Regions from separate parts of the Homo sapiens genome. Here region 2 is linked to region 1. A link is an interaction called in ENCODE POLR2A ChIA-PET data of the cell type or tissue named here. Cell type or tissue: endothelial cell of umbilical vein. All regions are shown on one strand. Links, peaks and the distances in the headings refer to the core of each region. The heading gives the core; the rest is flanking DNA.

Region 1 (4,383 bases), core at 70-4,069:
TCCTTTGGCCCCAGTGAACACCTGTCACACACTCGCTGGGATGGACTGACCTTCAGGGTTTGCTGCCACCCGTGTCCTCCACCCTGGTAGGGCCTTTCCAAGACACTTGTGGGGACAGGCCGGGCCTGGCCAGCATCCGGTAGGCTGCACTTTCCGGAGGCCTCTGGGATTACAGGCCACCTCACCCCAGCTGGAATTCTGCCTAAATTACTGCATTGAGGAGATTCCCTCACAAGGTGCGGACTCAGGCTGGCCCTGAAACAGCCGTCACCTCCACGAGGCCGGCCCAGGCCCCTGCGCACTGCCCTGCTCATGCCCCCATCCATGCCAGCTCCCACCAAGCCCGTGCCCCTGCCAAAGAGCTGGGGGAAGGGATGGGAGACAGACTTCTCTTTCCTTATTTCTATTTTTTTTTTTTTTTCCAGACAGGTTCTCACTCTGTCACCCAGGCTGGAGTGCAGTGGTGTGATCTCAACTCACAGCAACTTCTGTCCAAGCAATTGGCCTCAAGCCATCCTCCCGCCTCAGGCTCCCGAGTAGCTGGACCACAGGCACACCACCACGTCCAGCTCATTAAACAATTTTTTTGTAGAGATGAGGTCTTGCCATGTTGCCCAGGCTGGTCTCGAACTCCTGGGCTCAAGTGATCCTTCCTCCTCGGCCTCACAAAGTGCCGGAATTACAGGCGTGAGCCACCACTCCTGGCTCTTATTTCTGTTTTTTCTGGTAACAGCTTTATTGAGTTACAATTCATTCCATATGACTCAGCCATTTGAAGGGTACAGTTCAGGCTGTGATTATAAAGGCAGCACTGTTGAGGACACTGAGCCTGGACAGGTGTCCCCCCCAAATTCAATGATGTCCTGCAAAAAGGTCCACCCTAAGCCTGGACAGGTGTCCCCCCAAATTCATTGATGTCCTGCAAAAACTCACGTCCACCCTGCACTTCAGAATGTGACTTTATTAGGCCAGGTGCAGTGGCTCATGCCTGTAATCCCAGGACTTTGGGAAGCCGAGGTGGGTGGATTGCTTGAGCTCAGGAGTTCAAGACCAGCCTGGGCAACATGGTGAAACCCCGTCTACACTGAAAATGGAAAAAAGTAGCCAGGCATGATGCCGGGCGTGGTGGCTTACCCCTGTAACCCCAGCACTTTGGGAGGCCGAGGCGGGCGGATCACCTGAGGTCGGGAGTTCAAGACCAGCCTGACCAACATGGAGAAACCCCGTCTCTACTAAAAATACAAAAAATTAGCCTGGCGTGGTGGCACATGCTTGTAATCCCAGCTACTAGGGAGGCTGAGGCAGGAGAATCACTTGAACCTGGGAGGCAGAGGTTGCAGTGAGCCAAGATCGTGCCATTGCACTCCAGCCTGGGCAACAAGAGCGAAAATTCCATTTCAAATAAAAAAAAAAAGTAGCCAGGCATGGTAGCATGTGCCTGTAGTCCTAGCTGCTCAGGAGGCTGAGGTAGGAGGCTCATTTGAGCCTGGGCGGGGGCCGGGGGGGAGAGGCAGGGGATGGGCGGAGGCTGCAGTGAGCCGAGATTGCACCACTGGACTCCAGCCTGGGTGACAGAGTGAGACCCCATCTCAATTGGAAAAAAAAAAAAAAAAAAAGAATGTGACTTTGTTTGGAAATGAGGTCTTTGTGGATGTAATTAGTTACATAAAATGCAGTCGCCCCAGGTGAGGACCCTAAATCCAGGGCCTGGTGTACTCGTAAGAAGAAGGCCTTGTGAGGCCGTGTGACCACGAGATCGATCGATCGCAGTGAAGCTGCTCCAGGCAGAGGACCGCTGACACCCTGGAGACCAAGACAACAGCTGCTTCAAAGCGAGGGTCTGAGGACCAGGCATAGTGGCTCACGCCTGTAATCCCAGCACTTTGGGAGGCCAACACAGGCGGATCACTTGAGGCCAGGAGTTCAAAACCAGCCTGGCCAACATGGCGAAAACCTGTCTCTACTAAACATACAAAAATTAGCTGGGTGTGTTGGTGCACGCCTATAATCCCAGCTACTCGGGATGCTGAGGCAGGAGAATAGCTTGAACCCCGGAGGCAGAGGTTATAGTGAGCTGATATCGTGCCGCTGCACTCCAGCCTGGGCGACAGAGTGAGACTACATCTCAAAAAAAAATGTTTTGGGTTCAATAACGTGAAAATTGTGCCTTATCCAGCAAGTGGTGAATTTCCTGAGCTCCTGTGACCCCCACCAAGGAAGAGCAGACTGAACAGGCTTGGGAAATTTTTCTGTGAAAGGGGAGGGCCTGGGGGTGCGAGCAGGCTCACGCCCAGTGTGCACTGGGCATGCTCAGGTGTCAGCAGCCGAGCCAGCAACACTGGGATGACGCCCCCTTTTTACAGGCTCTCGGAGGTCGGGTGGGATTCCCAAGACCTCACAGGTCACGATGAATGGCCTGGCTGGAACTGGCTTCCACGGACCCAGCATCATAGGCCTCCCTCAGAGCCGGGCCGGGTCCCTGAGCTCACTGGAAGGACGCGTCCGCCTGGCTGTGCTGATTGTTTACACAGACACCACCTGGCTGATTTTCTCTGAACAGTGTGAAAGTGACGCAGAAGGCTAGTGGCCCCAAGTTCACACCCATGGCCCTGAGAAAGCAGTTGTGTGTGTAGCCTCCTCACCACCCTCTCTGCGTCTGGACATGGGAACCTTGCGGGCACACACATGCAAACACATGCGTACATGCGGGCGCACACACACGCACACAGGGATGCACACACACGCGGATGCACACACAGACGCACACATACACACGCAGATGCACGCACACGCAAACGCACCCACATATACATGCGGACGCACACGCGGAAGCACAGGCACACATGCACGAACACACACACTACACGGATGCACAGGCACACACACTCGTGGACACACAGCATACACACACACAGATGTGTCCAGACATCTAGTTATTCACGCCCTTGTTACTCTCAGGAGCAGCACAGCGACCCCGAGGCTGGCCTGACTGTGTGGCCTCTGAGGGTCCAGTCTTCACTTTCCCTTGTTGGGGGGATGGGGCCCCCATGCACAGTCTGTGCCTCAGTGTTCTGAGTGAGGGCACCCTGTGCTCTGCCCCATGACCCTCCCTGCCTCGGTGCTACCCTTCCTGGAGGCGGGACACGGCGGCTGATCCCTCCCTGAGTGGGAGTTGCGAGTCCTTTGCCTTCTTCCCCCGTCTCCGGCTTGTAGCCACAAAATGTGCTGCCCTGGGCCCTGCCTCAGGTTTCCCTACGGAAACGGCACAGGCCACGCTGCCTCCCCTGCTGGCACCCTAGTCTCTGATGGAGACCGTGGCCTCTCCACCCAGAAAGTGGGCCAGGCCTCACCATCCCTGAGCTCTGTCTGCCTACGTCTCTGGCTGCCACTGACCCCACCAGCATCTTGGCCTCTCGACACACCCCCTCCGCCCTGACTCTGTGTCATACCCAGGCCTCACGACACACTCCTGGGCAAGGCTGCGTCGGCAGCGCCCTGGCCAGGGCTGTGGTCGGGCCATGGAGGGGGCCCCCTGGCTGAGACCACACCCTGTACCCCCAAAAGAGGTCATCCTGCCCGTGCCAGAAACCCCGTCAGGGACATGTGCACCCCTGGAGTGTGGGCGCAGAGGCCGGCCACATTTAGCCAGTTGTACATTCATTCAGGCTGCAATTCTTTCTTATCCCTGGGCTCAGGGCCGCACCCAGACACACGAGGCCGGGCAGGCATGACTCAGCAGCCCTTAGGATCTGCGTCCTGTGATTTTCTCAAGGAGCACAAAGGTGAGCGTAGCCATGGGGGAGAATAGGGAAGGAAGAAGGGCCAACAGTGGCCGAGTCAGCTCTGCTTAGTCTGAACTGCCCCTCCCATTGCTCCCAGGCCGGGCAGCAGCCTCTTGAGCAGCCCCGAGCCCCGCTCTTGTCCTTCCAGCCGGCTCTCAGGGGCTCACCCCCTCCCCACCCCCACAGTCAGCCTTGCGGTCAGCTTTCTCTAAAGGCAGCTCCGCACACGTAGCTCTCCCTGCCCCACGTTGTCCACAGCGCTCCCTGCCCCCAGATCCCAGTGTCCCCACCACAGCTCCGCACCGCTCCTTGATCTGGGCCTGCATTAGCATCCCCGGGTTATGTGGCTACCCGTGCTGCAAAGGAGCCTGGGAAGTGTGTCTTTTCCATCTGTGCGAAATTCTATAGTTTTTCTCGCCCTTAAGGGAGGTGGGGAGAAGGATCTGGGCAGGGAAGGCCCGGCCCATCCCTGGCCACCTATGACACTGTAAGCCTCTTAGAGAGCGGCCATGCCTGCCTCGCTCTGCAAGCAGACCTGCAGGGTGCCTGGCACGAGGACATTCAGATGTGGGAAGGAGGGAGGAGGGAGAGACGACCTGGA
Region 2 (4,383 bases), core at 283-4,282, 68 kb before region 1:
AGGCGGGCACAGGGAGGCTGCAGCTGGGTGAGGCGGGCACAGGGAGGCTGCAGCTAGGGTGAGGCGGGCACGGGTGGGCTGGTACCCAGCAGACAGCCTGTTCTGGGTGTTGGCAGTGGGTGTGGTCAGTGTTGGGCAAGCAGAGTACAGGCATGGCGGAGTCTTTATAGGCCCGTGTTCCCCGAAACAAATTTTTCACCTGTTCTTTGGATCCCAGACAAGTCCACAGACAGACACTGAACAAGCAAGCAAACAAAAACAAACCCTGGGCCAGGCGCGGCGGCTCACCCCAGTAATCTCAGCCCTTTGGGAGGCCTAGGCAGGCAAGTCGCTTGAGTCCAGGAGTTTGAGACCAGCCTGGGCGACATGGCAAAACCGTGTCTCTACAAAAAAAAAAAAAAAACAAATAATTAGCCAGGCGTGGTGGCGTGCATCTGTAGTCCCCGCTACTTGGGGGCCTGAGGCAGGAGGATTGCTTGAACCTGGGAGGTCACGGCTTCAGTGAGCTATGATCATACCACTGCACTCCAGCCTGGGTGACAAAATGAGACCCTGTCTTTAAAAAAAAAAAACAAGCCCTAGAGGAAGAAGGAAATCTGTTGTAATGTATTATTTAAAATGTCCAGTTTTCAACAAAAACAAGGTAAGACATTCAAAGAAACAAAAGAGTGTCACATACACAAGGAGCAGAGAGGCAATAGACTGGCTTTGAGGGCACCCAGGTGCTGATCTTAGCAGACAAACTTCAACCAGCCCTTATCAATATGTTCCCATCACTAAAAGAAACTATATTTAAAGAAATAAAAGATGGGGCCGGGCGCAGTGTCTCACGCCTGTAATCCCTGCACTTTGGGAGGCCAAGGCGGGTGGATCACCTGAGGTCAGGAGTTCGACACCAGCCTGGCCAACATGATGAAACCCCCGTCTCTACTAAAAATACAAAAATTAGCCGGGGAGGCTGAGGCAAGAGAATCTCTTGAACCTGGGAGGCAGAGGTTGCAGTGAGCCGAGATCGCACCCCTGCATTCCAGCCTGGGCAACAAGAGCGAAACTCCTGTCTCAAAAATAAAAATAAATAAAAGATAATATGATGACAGTGTCTCACCAAATAATACCAATAGGTATTTTTAAAAGAAACCAAATAGAGATATAGACGTTAAAAAGCACAGTAAGAGAAATCAAAACTTCAATAGAGTTGAGACCCTCTAGTGAAGTTTTTATTTCAGTTATTGTAGATTTGAGGCGGTAGAAGAATCAGCAAACTTGTAGATTAATAGAAATTATGTAATCTGAAAAAAAAAAATTGATGAACAGAGCCTCAGAAATGCAGGACCGCCAAGTGCCACAGCACACACAGCAGCAGGACCACAGGAGAAAAAATACTCAAAAAACTCATGGCCAAAAACTTGCCAGCTTTGAGTTTATCTTCCTTGGAGTGTGTAGAGTTTCTTAGATGTGTACACTGATCAAAAACTGCACACATCTAAGCAACTCCACACCCTCCCCCAAACACAGCTGAAATGATGAAACTCAAAATGTTGAAAGAGAAAACTTCAAAGCAGCCAGAGAAGGACTCATCACATACAAGAGAACCCCAGGAAGATTAAGATTTTTTTTAAACCTGATTCAGATTTTTTTTTTGACTTCTCATCAGAAAAAAAAAAAAATACACTGAAGGCAGGGATGAGATACTCAAAACGCTGAAAGAAAAAAGCCAAGAGCCCTTCTTAAGTTGAGGTGAAATTCACATAACCTTTTTTTTTTTTTTTTTTTTTAAGACAGTCTTTGTCACGCAGTCTGGAGTGAGGTGGTGTGATCTCGGCTCATTGCAACCTCCACCTCCTGGGTTGTTCAAGCAATTCTTGTGGCTTGGCCTCCCAAGAAGCTGGGATTGCAGGCATGCGCCACTACGCCCAGCTAATTTTTGTATTTTTAGTGGGGACAGGGTTTTGCCATGTTGGCCAAGGCTGGACTCGAACTCCTGGCCTCAAGTGATCTGCCCACCTCGGCCTCCCAAAGTGCTGGGGTTACAGGCGTGAGCTGCTGTGCCGAGTGGCATAATCATTGTTTAAAGTGTACAGTTCAGTGGCATTTAGTGTTGGGAAAAGGGCTTGTGGAATGCCTGTATAAACTGGCCATGAAAATATGGGACAATAAGTTGTGGAAAGCCACAAGAGGCCTCTGAGGAGGAAAGCCTCCTAATCGCCATCATGTTCGCATGCTCAGAGTGAGACCCGCTCTTATCTGTAAACACTGTGTTCAAGGAGAAGGACACTCCTTTGAAGCACTGGACTGTGGACAGACACACGAGCTCCTGGTTAAGCCCGCTCCCACCAGCTCCTGTCCGATAAGTTAAAGATACGCTGTTTGAGCACAAAGGAGATTCATTGAAACCGGTATTGCTGTAGATTACGCCTATGACGCACTGCCTCCCTTTCACTGTTTCGCCCTGAACATCTGCTTCTCAGATCTAAGTGACTGTACTCAATAAATAGCGTGGAGACCAGAGCTCAGTGCCTTTTGCAGCCTCCATTTTGCCACTGGCCCCCTGGCTCCTACCTTTATGAACTCTTAACCTGTCTCTTCTCATTCCTTTGTTGCCACCGAACTTCGGGTACGCTGTGGGTGGTGTTGAGGCTGGTCTCCAACATTTAGTGTATTGACAATGTTGTGAGACCACACCTCCATCTACTGCAGGCATTTCATCACCCCAAGAGAAGGCCCGCACTCGCTGAGCAGTCAGCCCCGCTCCCCTCCGTGCCAGCACCTGGCAGCCAGCACTTTGTGTTTCTAGATATTTCATAAGTGTGGACTCGTGCTCTATGTGGATTAAGGTTTTGCCAAACGTGTCACCTGTCCCCCCTGGTGTGAGGATGTCTCTGAGGTTCCTGAGAGACTGGGCTGGCAGAGGATGTGCATGTTTCGTTTTAGAAGGTGCCATTCCCGGCCGGGTGCGGTGGCTCATGCCTGTAATCCCAGCACTTTGGGAGGCCGAGGCGGGCAGATCACAGGGTCAGGAGATAAGACCATCCTGGCCAACATGGTGAAACCCTGTCTCTACTAAAAATACAAAAATTAGCTGGGCGTGGTGGCACATGCCTAGAGCCCCAGCTACTCAGTAGGAGGCTGAGATGGGAGGATCGCTTGAGCCCAGGAGGTTAAGGCTGCAGTGAGCCATGACTGCACCACTGCACTCCAGCCTGGGCGACAGAGCAAGACCCTGTCTCGAAGGAAAAAATAAAAATAAGTTATGGGCAATATGGCATTGTGTCCTCAAACACTCCAGCCTGCATTACCAGGTGACATTCCTCTCTATAACTACATCGCCATGGTTACAGGAAACCAACTTAGATCAAGGACATCTTCACACAAGTTCACGTTCAAATTTCCCCCTAGTTGTTCTCAAAACATTTTTTCTTACCGGGAAATAACCAAGGATGTGCAGTGATTCTTGTCTAAAGTCTCTCTTCCAGAGTGTCTGCCCCTCATTTTTTCTGATACTGCATTCTTGAAGAGTGTGTATAACTTTGACCCCGCAGCCCAGTGGGTTGCTTCTGATTGCCCTGGGGATGATCTAGCAGGGTTGTGGCCTGTCCACTCTGTCACAGGGACCCCTGTGTGGGAAGTCCTGGACATCCAACGCCCCTGACAGTGCTCAGCCCCTGATTGACGGCCTGGTTGCTATGACAACTCCAACCTCAGCTTTCCAGCTTTCTCTAGGAAGGGATAACCCCCCTTGGCCCAGCATCAGGACCCAAATCCAGAGCTCACAGGCTGGTTTCCCCGACTTGGTCCTAGTGCAGCTCAGGGCAGCACGTGGGCTGGCGTCTTCCTGTGTGTCCAGGCGGGCAGCCCGAGGAGGCCTGTTGTAACCCAGCCAGAGTGCTGAGCCGGCACCGTGGGGACACAGCAGACTCCAAGAAGACATCATCTTCTCCCCAGAGCTCCTGCTTCTCAAGCACAAATTGTCATCTAACTTTAGTCTCTAAACTGTGGATCTACCTAGGACCACAGAGATCAATAAATTCCAGGGTTAGCACAGCAGGCAGCAGACACATGGCTGGTTTTTGCAGCGCCTGAGAATAAACTATTATTGTACCAACTTCCCAGCTACGTACCGCTTTTCTATAAATGAAACATAAGCCAAGCCAAAGTTTTGTTTAAAAACATAAAGCTAAATGCAGAAACATGACTGGATTTAGGTTTGTTTTCTGAGCCTACAAAGCCTGCAGGAACCAGGACATTGCTGCTGCCTCTGAATGTTCCGTTCCTGCTTTGAAGTTCCCAGGGACTCCGGAAAGGAGGGGCTGCCTGCAAAGTTACAGAACGCCGACCCCCAGTGCCCCGACCAGAACGCACGTGCACACTCACATGCAACAGCTG

The links. Peaks named below come from ENCODE experiments on the same cell type or tissue, not always from the same donor. Only the 100,000 strongest peaks of a DNase experiment are listed, where the experiment ranks them.
Region 2: POLR2A ChIA-PET joins it to region 1 with 6 read pairs; 3 of 35 experiments call an interaction of 5 or more read pairs at or near these places.

Annotation. Positions count from the first base shown.
Region 1 is chr21:43,764,615-43,768,997 of GRCh38, forward strand. No RefSeq gene overlaps it. Among named protein-coding and RNA genes, the nearest start is that of CSTB, 9.5 kb to the right of the region's middle. RefSeq lists enhancers at 1-79, 80-825, 2,138-2,751, 3,366-3,979, 3,429-4,001 and 1 more and a cis regulatory region at 3,209-4,257. In endothelial cell of umbilical vein, for the core only: no CTCF peak of the experiment used is centred there; no DNase peak of the experiment used is centred there; H3K27ac peaks cover 691 bases.
Region 2 is chr21:43,696,424-43,700,806 of GRCh38, forward strand. No RefSeq gene overlaps it. Among named protein-coding and RNA genes, the nearest start is that of PDXK, 21 kb to the right of the region's middle. In endothelial cell of umbilical vein, for the core only: no CTCF peak of the experiment used is centred there; no DNase peak of the experiment used is centred there.